Linked DNA regions of Homo sapiens: region 2 is linked to region 1. A link is a contact called in ENCODE Hi-C or POLR2A ChIA-PET data. All regions are on one chromosome and are shown on one strand. Each heading gives the region's core, a stretch centred on a gene start or an enhancer-like site at or near the end of the contact. The rest is flanking DNA. Distances are from core to core; before and after follow the strand shown. Region 1 holds the start of TRMT2B (tRNA methyltransferase 2B). Region 2 has its middle 26 kb from the start of ARL13A.

Region 1 (5,889 bases), core at 42-2,541:
GCACTCCTGTAATCCCAGCTACTCGGGAGGCTGAGGCAGGAGAATCGCTTGAACCTGGGAGGCGGAGGTTGCGGTGAGCCGAGATCACACCATTGCACTCTAGCCTGGGCAACAAGAGCAAAACTCTGTCTCAAAAAACAGAAAAATAGAAAATAAGTGGCAGATCTGGGCTTTGAATCCTATTCTGACTGACTCAATGTTTGCTGCTATTTGAAGTATTGGGCCTTGTTTAATTTACTACTGTACTCACTAAGGCTAACACATTGCCTTGCACATAATAGGCATGTTATGCTTTGAATAAATATTAATACATGAAATGTTGACTACAAAGTGTTTTCCACTTGAGCACAATTACTATTAAGCATAAAAATTAAATATCATTAAATGTACGTTCACTATTTTTTTTTTTTGAAACGGAGTTTCACTCTTTTTGCCCAGGCTGGAATGCAATGGCATGATCTCAGCTCACTGCAACCTCCACCACCTGGGTTCGAGTGACTCTCCTGCCTCAGCCTCCTGAGCAGCTGGGATTACAGGCGTGCGCCACCACGCCTAGCTAATTTTTGTATTTTTAGTAGAGATGGGGTTTCACCATGTTGGTCAGGCTGGTCTCGAACCCCTGACCTCAGGTGATCCTTCCGCCTCGGCCTCCCAAACTGCTGGGATTACAGGCGTGAGCCACTGCACCCACCTCGGTAGGTTCACTTTGCTGTAAATTTTACTCTATTAAAGCAACAATATTTTACAGCACACAGATGTGTGTATACTTCAAGTTTTCTTACTCGTGGCTGGGCTAATGACTCCTCTAAAAATTAGAGGTATTACTGAATGTAGTCCAGGAGGTAGTGAATCAACCAAAAAGAGACATCTGTCCTCTTTTTGAGTTCTGTAGTTGAAGAAAAAGATTATTTCTGAGGGTTTAGGATTTAATAGTCTTGAGTGGGATCCAGTGAAGAAACTATAAAGTATTTTTCTGATGCAGTGTTAAAAGAGAATGAATGCTTGAGAAACCCCACGGCCCAGAATAGATCTGGCTTTTACCAAAGGATGCCATTTCACGGAACCACCCTGTTTCTCATCTCCCAATCTTCCAACCCGTTAGGGATCTGATGTCTGCAATTCTATCATGAGAAAACTATTCCTTGAGTTGGAAGACTTAAACTGCAAGCACCCCTGGGATGGCTAACGCAGTTAACACTGCAGTGTGAACGTCTTCGTGAGTCTCTTATGTAGATCCACCAATGGGACGGTGAGGAAAGAGCAGGTGGTGGGCGGGGCCCCGGGGAGGGGAGGAGAGGAGAACTTAGAGAAGGAAGGCGGCGGGTGTCAGGGCTATGAGTGCTTTTAAGGAAGGTCTCCATAGAAGGTTCCCCCAGCAAAGTAGGGAGGGGTACTCCCCGAGAGGAGTCGAGGTGCCGGAGCCTGCTGCCTCGCCGACGCTGGGAGGAGCCCCGTGTCCCGCCGCGCTTGCCAAGGGTTGGCTGCGCGTGCGGCGGGAGTAGAGGCGCCTTGCGCACCAGGAAGTGACTGTTTCCCCGCCGCAGCAAACCAGGCCATCCGCTGGCCTTTTAGTTTGCCGCCTCAGGTTTGTAAGAGGATTTATTGGTTACGAAGGAAGGTAAGGTGGATAAATAGCCCGGAAAACCTGATTTAACCCTTGCTTTACAGAAAACTCCCTACTATGCCAAACTGTCCGCGGGGCGGGGAATGGAGGAGGCAGGCGGGGCTGGAGACGGGACCCGACGGTGACTGCGCAAGGTCGTGTACGGCCCAGCGTGGGCCTGTGCCCTAACTCCTCCCACTCCCTTACTTTCTGTCCTTCCCGGGCCCTGCAGACCGGCCAAGTTTAGTGGTAGCCTTTCCTAGTGTCTCCTCTTTGTTAACCCTTCCTACAGACACAGTGGGCAGAACTTGCCTAAAGAAGAAGGGAATGGAAGGGCTAGTGGAGTCTTGTTGGGGAGACAAGGACCTGACTGCCTGTGGGCTGCATTCGGGACACGACACAGCAGTCAACCCATTTGCTTGTTTGGTTTAGCAAGGAATAGTGTCTGGAGCCGGTCCAGCTGAAGGAAGGGTGAGCAGAGAGTGCAAGCAGGACCCTTGTCGGTGGGTGAACATTTTGCTCCAAAAGGGATCCTTGGCCCTGCGCAGGTGAGACCTACCACATAGTCTCTTTGATTTGAACCTCTCTGAGCACAGGAGAGTTAGCCTGCCTTCCTATTTGGGCTACTCTGGACTCCAGGACTCTTCCTGATCAATTCCTGAGGCAGGTATAGAACAGTCGAGCACGACTGCTCACACGCTTTTTTTTTTTTTTGCTGAGGAAAAAACTCCCAAGCATTTTTATTTTTTATTTGTTTGAGACGGAGTCTAGCTTTGTCACCCAGGCTGGAGTGCAGTGGTGCGATCTCGGCTCACTGCAACCTCCGCCTCCCGGGTTCAAGTGATTCTCCTGCCTCAGCCTCTGGAGTAGCTAGGATTACAGGCGCCTGCCACCACGCCCAGCTAATTTTTGTATTTTTAGTAGAGACTGGGTTTCACTCTGTTGGTCAGGCTGCTCTCGAACTCCTGACCTTGTGATCCGGCTGCCTCGGCCTCCCAAAGTGCTGGGATTACAAGCGAGAGCCACCGAGCCTGGCCCCCAAGCATTTATTTTTTATTTTTTATTTTTATTTTTGAGACAGAGTTTCACTCTTGTTGCCCAGGCTGGAGTGCAATGGTGTGATCTCGCCTCACCGCAACCTCTGCCTCCCAGGTTCAAGCGATTCTCCTGCCTCAGCCTCCCGAGTAGCTGGGATTACAGGCGTGCGCCACCACACCCGGCTAATTTTGTACTTTTAGTATAGACAGGGTTTCTCCATGTTGGTCAGGTTGGTCTCAAACTCCTGAGCTCAGGTGACCTGTCAGCCTCGGCCTCCCAAAGTGCTGGGATTGCAGGCGTGAGCCACCGCACCTGGCCCCAAGCACTTATTTAAAACAGGACAAAATATAAAAAGAAAATAGTCTCTTCTGTGAACAAATGTCTCCCCTGACATTAAGAAAGAAACAGAACTCACCTTGACTAGTATGAGTGTGCTGCCTTGAAAAAGAAATTTCACCACAGAAGTTACTAAATATGACAGGCTCTTTACCTAGAATGATGGCTGGTTGGCACCTTGAAATAATAAGGTCCTGTTTTAAACCATACTTGATAATTTGGAAGAGACCTAGATGGACAAGGACCCTCCTGCTGGGGTATAGGGCAAATGAACTACAGTCATGGCAGAGTCACCAGTGAGAGGACCCACACACTCACAAAAAAGTCTAAATGTCGTTGGGGTGGGAATAGCTATCTTCAAATTCCCCAGCTTCCTTGTCCCTCCTCTGCAAATCCTCAAATGGGCCTGCAGTTTCCTTCCTCCTGACTTTCCTGCTGACTGGAGGGACAGGACCCCTCTCCTGGATCAGCTCTACTCCCTTCCCCTGTAGTCTGGGCTTCAAGGCCACTGGCCTTCTCAGACCCACCATGTCATTCTTTATGTCTCTTGCCTCTTCATTCATTTCCTTTCTCTGGCTTTTGCCATCCTCCATATCGAATACGTACATTCTCACAGGCCACACACTTTTTTTTTTTTTTTTGAGAAGGAGTCTCTTGCCCAGGCTGGAGTGCAGTGGTATGATCTCGGTTCACTTTAACCTCTGCCCGGGTTCAAGCAATTCTCCTGCCTCAGCCTGCTGAGTAGCTGGGATTATAGGCGTGCGCCACCACACCCAGCTAATTTTGTATATTTTTGGTAGACAGGGTTTCACCGTGTTGGCCAGGCTGGTCTCGAACTCCTAACCTCAAGTGATCCACCCTCCTTGGCCTCCCAAAGTGCTGAGATTACAGGCCTGAGCCACCCCGCCTGGCTTTTTTTTTTTTTTTTTTTTTTTTTGGAGACAGGGTCTCCCTCCCGGGCTGGAATGCAATGGCACAATCATAGCTCACTGCAGCCTTCAACTGCTGGACTTGTGATCCTTCTGTCTCAGCCTCCTAAGTAGCTAGGACTACAGGTGTGTGCCACCACACCTGGCTAATTTTTAAAACTTTTTGTAGAGACCGGATCTCGCTATGTTGCCCAGACTGGTCTCAAACTCTTGGCCTTAAGCAATCCTCCTGCCTTGGTCTCCCAAAGTGCTGGGAGTTACAGTTGTAAGCCACTGCACCCGGCTGCCACACACTTTTGAGAGTATTAACAGGTAGTCCAGCACAGGCCATAACCTCACTACACTCCAGCAGGCACTCATGTAGAGGGTCAGAAAATTTATGTGTCTATGTGTGTGTATGTTGTTTTTTAAATTTCCCACAAACTGTACTCATCCTCACAGCACTTGCATGCATTGTTACATCTTGTCAGTTTTGCAGGTTGGAGATGTTGAGGCATGAAGAAACCAAGTGATATGCTTTGAATCAGAGCCTAAGAAAGAGCAGTGACACATGTTGAGCACTGGCTGTCTTAAGCACAGTCCTGAACATGTCATATATTTGAATGCTTTTAATTCTCACCAAAACTGTGAAAGATAGGTGTTCTCAGTCCTATTTGTATAGATGGTGACACTGAGATTCATAGCACTTAAGTATTAATATCTTACCTAAAACCGCATAGCTAGTGAGAAGTAGAGCTGGGATTAGAACATGGCTCCAGCCGAATGTGGTGGCTCATGCCTGTAATGCCAACACTTTGGGATGCTGAGGCAGGTGGATCACTTGAGGTCAGGAGTTCGAGACCAGGGTGGCCAACATGATGAGACCCCCGTCTCTACTAAAAATACAAAAATTAGTTGGGTGCAATGGGGGGTGCCTGTAATCCCAGCTACGCGGGAGGCTGAGGCAGGAGAATGGCTTGACACAGGCAGCGGAGGTTGCGGTGAGCCAAGAATGTGCCACTGCACTCCAGCCTGGGCGACAAAGTAAGACTGTTTTTTTTTTTTTGGTAACAAAGAACATGGCTTCAAAGCCTGTGTTCTTAACTGTACTGTCTTGTTGCTTCTTGATGGGGGTGGGTGTTGAGTGGAGAGTGCTATCATTAACACCTGAACTCTGGGCCAGCTTAAGTGTATATTCTGTAAAAAATTTGAAATCCCCCAAATGTCACATGCTATGACAGTCACTTTCTTTAGTACTTTGTAATCATACAAAATGGTGTATGGGCTAAATATTGCAGCACCTATGTCGTCATCCTCCATGTTGCTTATTGATCATGGAATGTTAATTTAGCAATAATTTTCTCTGTGTGTGTGTGTGTGTGTGTGTGTGTGTGTGTGTGTGTATGTGTATAAATGTAAAATTCTGAATTAGGCTATGACTTAACATTGGGATGAAATCCAAGGTAGAGCTTAAGGGCAAAATACAAATTTCACAGCAGGTTAACAGAATGTCAGGCCAAGTCCATTCAAGTGTCCCAAGTACTTAAAATAGGTGCTTATGGCTGGGCATGGTGGCTCATGCCTATAATTCCAGCACTTTGGGAGGCCGAGACAGGAGGATTGGTTGAGTCCAGGAGTTTGAGACCAGCCTGGAAAACATAGCGAGACCCCATCTCTGTTTTTTTTTTTTAAGATGGAGTCTCGCTCTGTCGCCCAGTTCTGCTCTGTTGCAATCTTGGCCTACTGCAATCTCTGCCTCCCAGGTTCAAGCAGTTCTCTTGCCTCAGCCTCCCGAGTAGTGGGATTACAGGTGCCTGCCACCATGCCCGGCTAATTTTAGTATTTTTAGTAGAGACGGGGTTTCACCATGTTGGCTAGGCTGGTCTCGAACTCCTGACCTCAGGTGATCCGCCTACCTTGGCCTCCCAAAGTGCTGGGATTACAGGTGTGAGCCACCATGCCCGGCCAACCCCATCTCATTTTTAAAACAAACAAAAACCAGGT
Region 2 (6,176 bases), core at 1,764-4,263, 56 kb after region 1:
TATATAAAACACTTTGCAAATTGCTTGGCACATAGCATGCATGAAATGGGTGTCGTTTTTTTTTTTTTTTTTTTGCGACAGAATCTCGCTCTGTCGCCCAGGCTGGAGTGTGGTGGCACCATCTTGGCTCACTGCAACTTCCACCTCCTGGGTTCAGGTGATTCTTCTGCCTCAGTCTCCCGAGTAGCTGGGATTACAGGCATGCGCCACCACGCCTGGCTAATTTTGTAATGGGTGTCATTCTTAATCATCCGATTATTTGTTGACAAATAAATGAATGTCATAGCCTGCTTTCCCTTCCCATTATTGAGATTAACTGGCAAAAATAATTTGTTTCCTGTAAGTTTTCTTCTTTTTTTTTTTTTTTTTGAGATGGAGTCTCACTCTGTCACCCAGGCTGGAGTGCAGTGGCATGATCCTGGCTCACTGCAACCTCTGCCTCCCGGGTTCAAGTGATTCTCCTGCCTCAGCCTCCTGAGTAGCTGGGATTACAGGCATGTACCACCACGCCCGGCTAATTTTTGTATTTTTAGTAGAGATGGGATGGGATTTCACCATGTTGGCCAGGCTGGTCTCAAACGCCTGACCTCAAGTGATCCGCCCACTTCAGCTTCCCAAAGTGCTGGGATTACAGGCGTGAGCCACTGCACCAGGCCAATTTTCTGTGTTTTCAATAATTAATTTTAGGCAAGTCAAACCAAACACATCGCAGAGTCCCTTCCCTGTTGGTGTGGGTGTTTCTCAGCATTTATGTTTTAGTCAAATATTACAGCTTTTAGTAAAAATTTATATACGGTTTGAAGAAAAATGAAGCATAGAAAGCAGACAAGGAAGGCTATTTCTCTCATTTTGTCACCTTCATAATGTTGGTTGCTAAAAATAACCTACTTGTCAAATCATTTTGTACTACTGCGAGAAGTGCTAATGTAAGACATGTTTTCTGAAAATAACTGTGATGAGGCGTCTTGGATTAAGGGCTTTGGTACAGAAGTGATGGAGTTCCCTTCTGGGTAGAGTGGCTCAGGATCATAACTTGCTTAGAACACCTACTAGCTTACCCTTTCAACTCCTTAAGAGGAAACCTGTTTGTAGGATTTTTTTTGTAAACTAACCAATCTATAAATGTTGTATGGGATCCTGAATTAAATCTTGAACAACAACAACAAAAAGGACATTAGTGAAAACACCGAAGTCTAAATAAAGTCTGTTGTCTAGTAACTAGTATGATGATAATGTTAATGTGATAGTTTTGATCAGTGTACCAGAAGATGAGATGCTACCGTTAGGGGAAGCTAGGTGAAGGGTATACATGAACTTTCTGAACTACAGTTACAACTCTTGAGTAAATCTAAAATTATTTCAAAATGCAAAGTTAAAAGAAACTAACTATAGTCTTTGGAAAACTAAATATACTGATTGAAAGCTAATTCTAGAAAAACCAGGTCTGGAAAGGTGTTAAGGCCACATCTCGAGGGAGAGAATTTTACTCACTCAGATACCCAGATATGTGCTAGATGTTTGACTGACTGTAAGTACCAACCCTGACAAGGTGACAAGAGGGGTAGTGTGCAACAATTCTTTTACAAATATGGAACTTATAGAAGCCTATCAAAAAAAAAATCTAGTTCCTTTCTTTCCATATAAGCAAGGCTAGTTCAAAACACAGTGGCCCAACTAAAAGAGGTTCAATATAAGTTATTTTTTGGTTTTTTGTTTTTTGAGTAGCGTCTCACTCTGTTGCCCAGGCTGGGTACAGTGCTGTGATTATAGCTCACTGCAACCTCAGTCTCCTGGGCTCAAGTGACCCTTTTTTTTCAGCCTCCTGAGTAGCTGGGACTACAGGCATGTGCCAACATGCCTGGCTAATTTTTGATCGTTAGTAGAGATGAGGTCTCGCTATGTTGCCCAGGCTGGAAATGTAAATTTTCTTAATCTCCCATCTTAGACTTATTTGGTCGGCTTGGAGTTAGGAAGGAATTTCTCACTGTAGTGCCAAACCTGAAATGGTAATTGTGTTTGAGCAAGTTCCCTGAACATAAGGGGGCGAGGGGAGGAAGAGGAACGATCCAGGCCATTTTTGTTGATACATAATAGTTGCACATATTTTTTCATGTGATGTTTCGATATATGCATACAATGTGTAATGATCAGATCAGGGTAATTGAGATATTTGTTGCCTCAAACATTTTTTCTTTGTTGGGAATGTTTAAACTCTTCTAGCTGTTTTGAAATATACAATAAATGATTGTTAACTATAGTCACCCTACTGTGCTATTGGACATTAGAACTTATTCCTTCTATTATAACTGTATGTTTGTATTCATTAACCGACATCTCTTTCTCCGCTCCCCGCTCCACCCTTCCCAGCCTCTGGTATCTATCATTCTATTCTCTACCTCCATGAGATAACTTTGTTAGCACCCAAATATGAGTGAGAACATACGATATTTGTCTTTGTGTGCCTGGCTTATTTCATTTAACATAATGACCTCTAGTTCCATCCACGTTGCTCCAAATGATGGGGCACCAGCCCCCTTAGTATTCAGTTCTCCTTTAGTCCCTGAACCACATTATCAGTGGAGTTAACTCCTGTGTTAGCTAAAAGACAGGTGTCTTTGTAACCTAGTGTAATCAGCATGACAATTTTCTAAAAAAAAAAAAATGTATATTAAGAATGTGTTGGAGTAGGGGGTGTGGAATGTAAAAGAACTGTGGAACTCTTCATTCTTTTAAGTTCTTTAGAGAAGTGCTCTTATATGTATGCTTTACATAGTTAGGATCAGCATGTATATCTGCTCTTTCCTATTCTGCTGTTTTCACTTAACATTATTTCACATTCTGGTTTCCACCCACACAGTGCACATAATTGCCATCTTTAATGGCTGTGTAACATTCCATTGTATTGAATAGCATGCCAGTTGTTAGGACCGGGCTTATTTTTCTGAGCAGATCTAAAGGCCTGCTGTCTCATAGCACCAGAGGTCTATTTTAGTTCCTGGATGTGGCGACTAGCATGAGCGTGGGATCGCGTGGGATTCCTGAGTCATCAGTGCACAGCACAGCCTGAGTGCTTTGTTAACATTGCTCTCCCACCACCCAACAGCAGAGCCACCTCAGCCTCCCTGGACCAGATCCTGGCACTTACTGGGCACAGGGGTGGAAGTACATTCCCCCTGAGCTGATATTATCTATGTGCCAATAGCAGAAAGCATCTGCCACCTTCTCCTTCCTGGGATAACAATTGTTTCCTCCAGAGCTTGACATGAGAAAAAAGGCAAGGGGAGTGGGAGAACATTTTATTACAGCTGAAGGAATAAGGTACAGATCAGGGGTGCCATGGCTATAGTTCTTTTAGTTGCAGCTATAAAAATACAGCGGGATGAGGGGATGGTTTCAGTATTGGAAAGTTGGGTGACAGTTCTCATTCTCTATACACTTTCATGTCAGAAATTTAAGTTTTGGTCTTCCAATAAAGGGTTTACAGGGTTGAGTAACAAAGCAGTGAGTCCAGGCTTGACCCTTAAGTCAGTCATAGCCATCTTATGGTTAAGAATACTAGTTGGCAGGATTCTCCTGAGAAGAGTGATGTTGTGTTGAGTGCACTTATTACATCTTGCCAGTAGCAACTGCCTTGAAAATAAGTGATTTGAAGATGTTATTGAGAGGAAAGAACAATATTCAAAACACAACTGGGGCTGGGCACAGTGGCTCACACCTGTAGTCTCAGCACTTTGGGATGCCAAGGTGGGAGGATTGCTTAAGCCCAGGAGTTCGAGGTTGCAGCAAGCTATGACTGTGGCACTGCGCTACAATCTGGGTGATAGAGCAAGACCCTGCCACTAAAACAAAAATAAAAACACAACTGGTATGGCCCAAACACCCAACACTTGAATCTCTGGGGGATTTATAACTAGTTTAGCTACTACTGGTTTCCATGCTCCAACCCTGAATTATCACTGTTCTTTCTTAACCTTTGCTGCGTGCTAACTATATGACTCATTTCCTACAGAGGTCATAGATTGCTTAACAACCCTGCTGACAGAGTGCTACTGGCAGGTAGACCTAACACATGAATGACAAGTGAGGACTGGAGTGCAGGAATTGAAAACCATTCAGAGCAGAAGGACCTCTCTACCTATTCATAGTGAATTCTCTAGTCAGAAAGCCCAGGTCTGTCCCTGAAAGATAAGATAGAAACATACCCAGAGCCATATGAGTGAATGATAGGCCAGGGTCATTCATAAGCTGCAAGTGCCTCTGACGGGAGCTACATTCTAAACATCTTGGAGAGTGACCAAGACATTGACAACTAAAGAAAAGAAACCCCAAGGCAACCACTTGCCTTTAAGAAAATTTGCCCTCCAGGCTCAAGAAACTATCCATTTCTTGGTCCCTGGGCTGCCCCACTGAGAAAGAGATTTGTAAAACCTCTTTGGCAGATTTAGGATTCTGAAAGAGAAAAATATGGGAGGCGTTGGTTGTAATTACCCTAGATTCTCTATTCACTTTGTACTTGACAGTCTAAGACATCTCTCTTTGGGTTGTTTTCTACAGAAAAGTGGATACCTATCCCAGAAGGGGGACTATAGCTTTCTAATGATCTCACCGAGCTCCTTCCCTAAATCAACATAATAGTAGCTAATATTTAATATCCTACTTAGGGTGTGCCAGGCACTATTCTAAACATTTTTGTGTGTATCATCCCTTTTAAACTTTACAGCAGGCCTTTGAGGTAGGCACTGTTATTCCTGCCTTCACTGGGGGAAATTGCCTGGTCACCCAGCTTGGTAAGAGGTTTGGAAAGTATATTAACAGCCTGTAGCAACACAATTAAGATTCACTCAAAAAGAGATTTTTTTTCTTTACATGACTAAGGGTACACTGATTGTATTGGGAGGAGGGTATCTAAATAACTTTTTGTGATTGATAGATTCTATGTAGGAAAATTTGGTTGACACCCAGGAACACCTACATTGCACAAAAGGAAGTATGCCAATATACTGAAATTCAGTTGTGTTAGATGTTGTTCAACTTAGATTCTTCACCCAGCTCACCTTCATAGGGTACAATCCCATCCCTTTTTCCCATCCACTTTCTCTTCTCTATTGGCTGAGAAAGTATGCCTGCCTCATAAACACACATGTTATAAAATGTGCATGATCCAATTTTCTTACGGTTTGTTGATTCGTAGTCTCCTGCCTCATAAAACTCTTATTCAGGAGAGAGATTTGTTGCATCCCCAGGTGAGAATGATTGTCAGCAGAATTCTCCAGCGATATTTATCAGGCAAATTGGAGGAAGGTAGATGGGCTGAAAGGCCAAAGAAGACCCAGGGAGGATACAGTATTTTTGAACAGAGTAGAGCACTGGCTTGGGCACATGAGATCTGGATTTTTAGGAGCAGCTCTGCCAGCCATCAGCTGTACCATCTTGGGCAAGCCACTTAACCTCTCTGCACCTCAAGTTCCTCATTTTTATAACAACAGGGGTTGGACCAGAGGCTCTGTAAGGTTCCTTTCAGCTTCATAATTCTAAGCTGTGCCTCAGTCAGAATCCTATCAAAGACCTATAAGGTGCTTGGGATGGTTTCCTTGAAGATAAGAGCAAATGATGCAACCATCTACAGTGTCAGACCTTCCAGATGGGGTTGTAAGAGGGATCTTTCTGTACAAAGTTTCTATCCCTCAGAAGCAGTTATGAGTTAGTTCATTTATACTGCTTGGTGAGATGGTATAGGGTAGAGCAAGGGTTATGGAGTAGGACCTTAGTTTGAAAACCATTTCTGCCACCTCCTGTCCCAGGGTCCCCAGGGAAAAATTATTTAACCTCTCTGAACATCATTTTCTGCCTCTGTAAGATGGTGGTGGTAGAATCAACTTCAGAGGGTTTTGAAGATGAAAGGTAATTATATATATAAAGCACTTAGCCCAGCACCTGGCAAAATGGAAGTGCTGAATCAACAATGTGTGCTACCACTATTGGTGTGCTTATTGATATTAACTTAATTCTCCTGACACGGGCATGGATATACTTCAACATTTTTTTTTTGAGACCGAATCTTACTCTGTTGCCCAGGCTGGAGTGCAGTGGTGCAATCTCGGCTCACTGCAACCTCCACCTCTGGGGTTCAAGCGATTCTCCGACCGCAGCCTCCCAAGTAGCTGGTGTTACAGGCT

What was found. A loop is a pair of places that touch in the nucleus more often than their neighbours do. ChIA-PET counts read pairs that join two places held with the same protein, here RNA polymerase II (POLR2A). Pooled maps may share reads with other maps.
Region 2: a pooled map shows a loop between it and region 1 (6-fold over the local background). The contact joins the enhancer-like site here to the promoter of TRMT2B in region 1. A Hi-C loop is called at or near these places in 9 of 50 pooled maps. POLR2A ChIA-PET finds 5 or more read pairs at or near these places in 9 of 52 experiments (BJ, Caco-2, OCI-LY7 and 6 more).

Annotation. Positions count from the first base shown.
Region 1 is chrX:101,047,513-101,053,401 of GRCh38, reverse strand. TRMT2B (tRNA methyltransferase 2B) reads left to right here and starts at 1,291. Exons shown (of 14, transcript NM_024917.6): 1 at 1,291-1,585; 2 at 1,669-2,151.
Region 2 is chrX:100,992,453-100,998,628 of GRCh38, reverse strand. It overlaps a transcript of TRMT2B not described here. Among named protein-coding and RNA genes, the nearest start is that of ARL13A, 26 kb to the right of the region's middle. Within about 2 kb of position 3,013, at least 5 of the 41 ENCODE cell types and tissues checked have a DNase peak (open chromatin) inside an H3K27ac peak, as active enhancers do.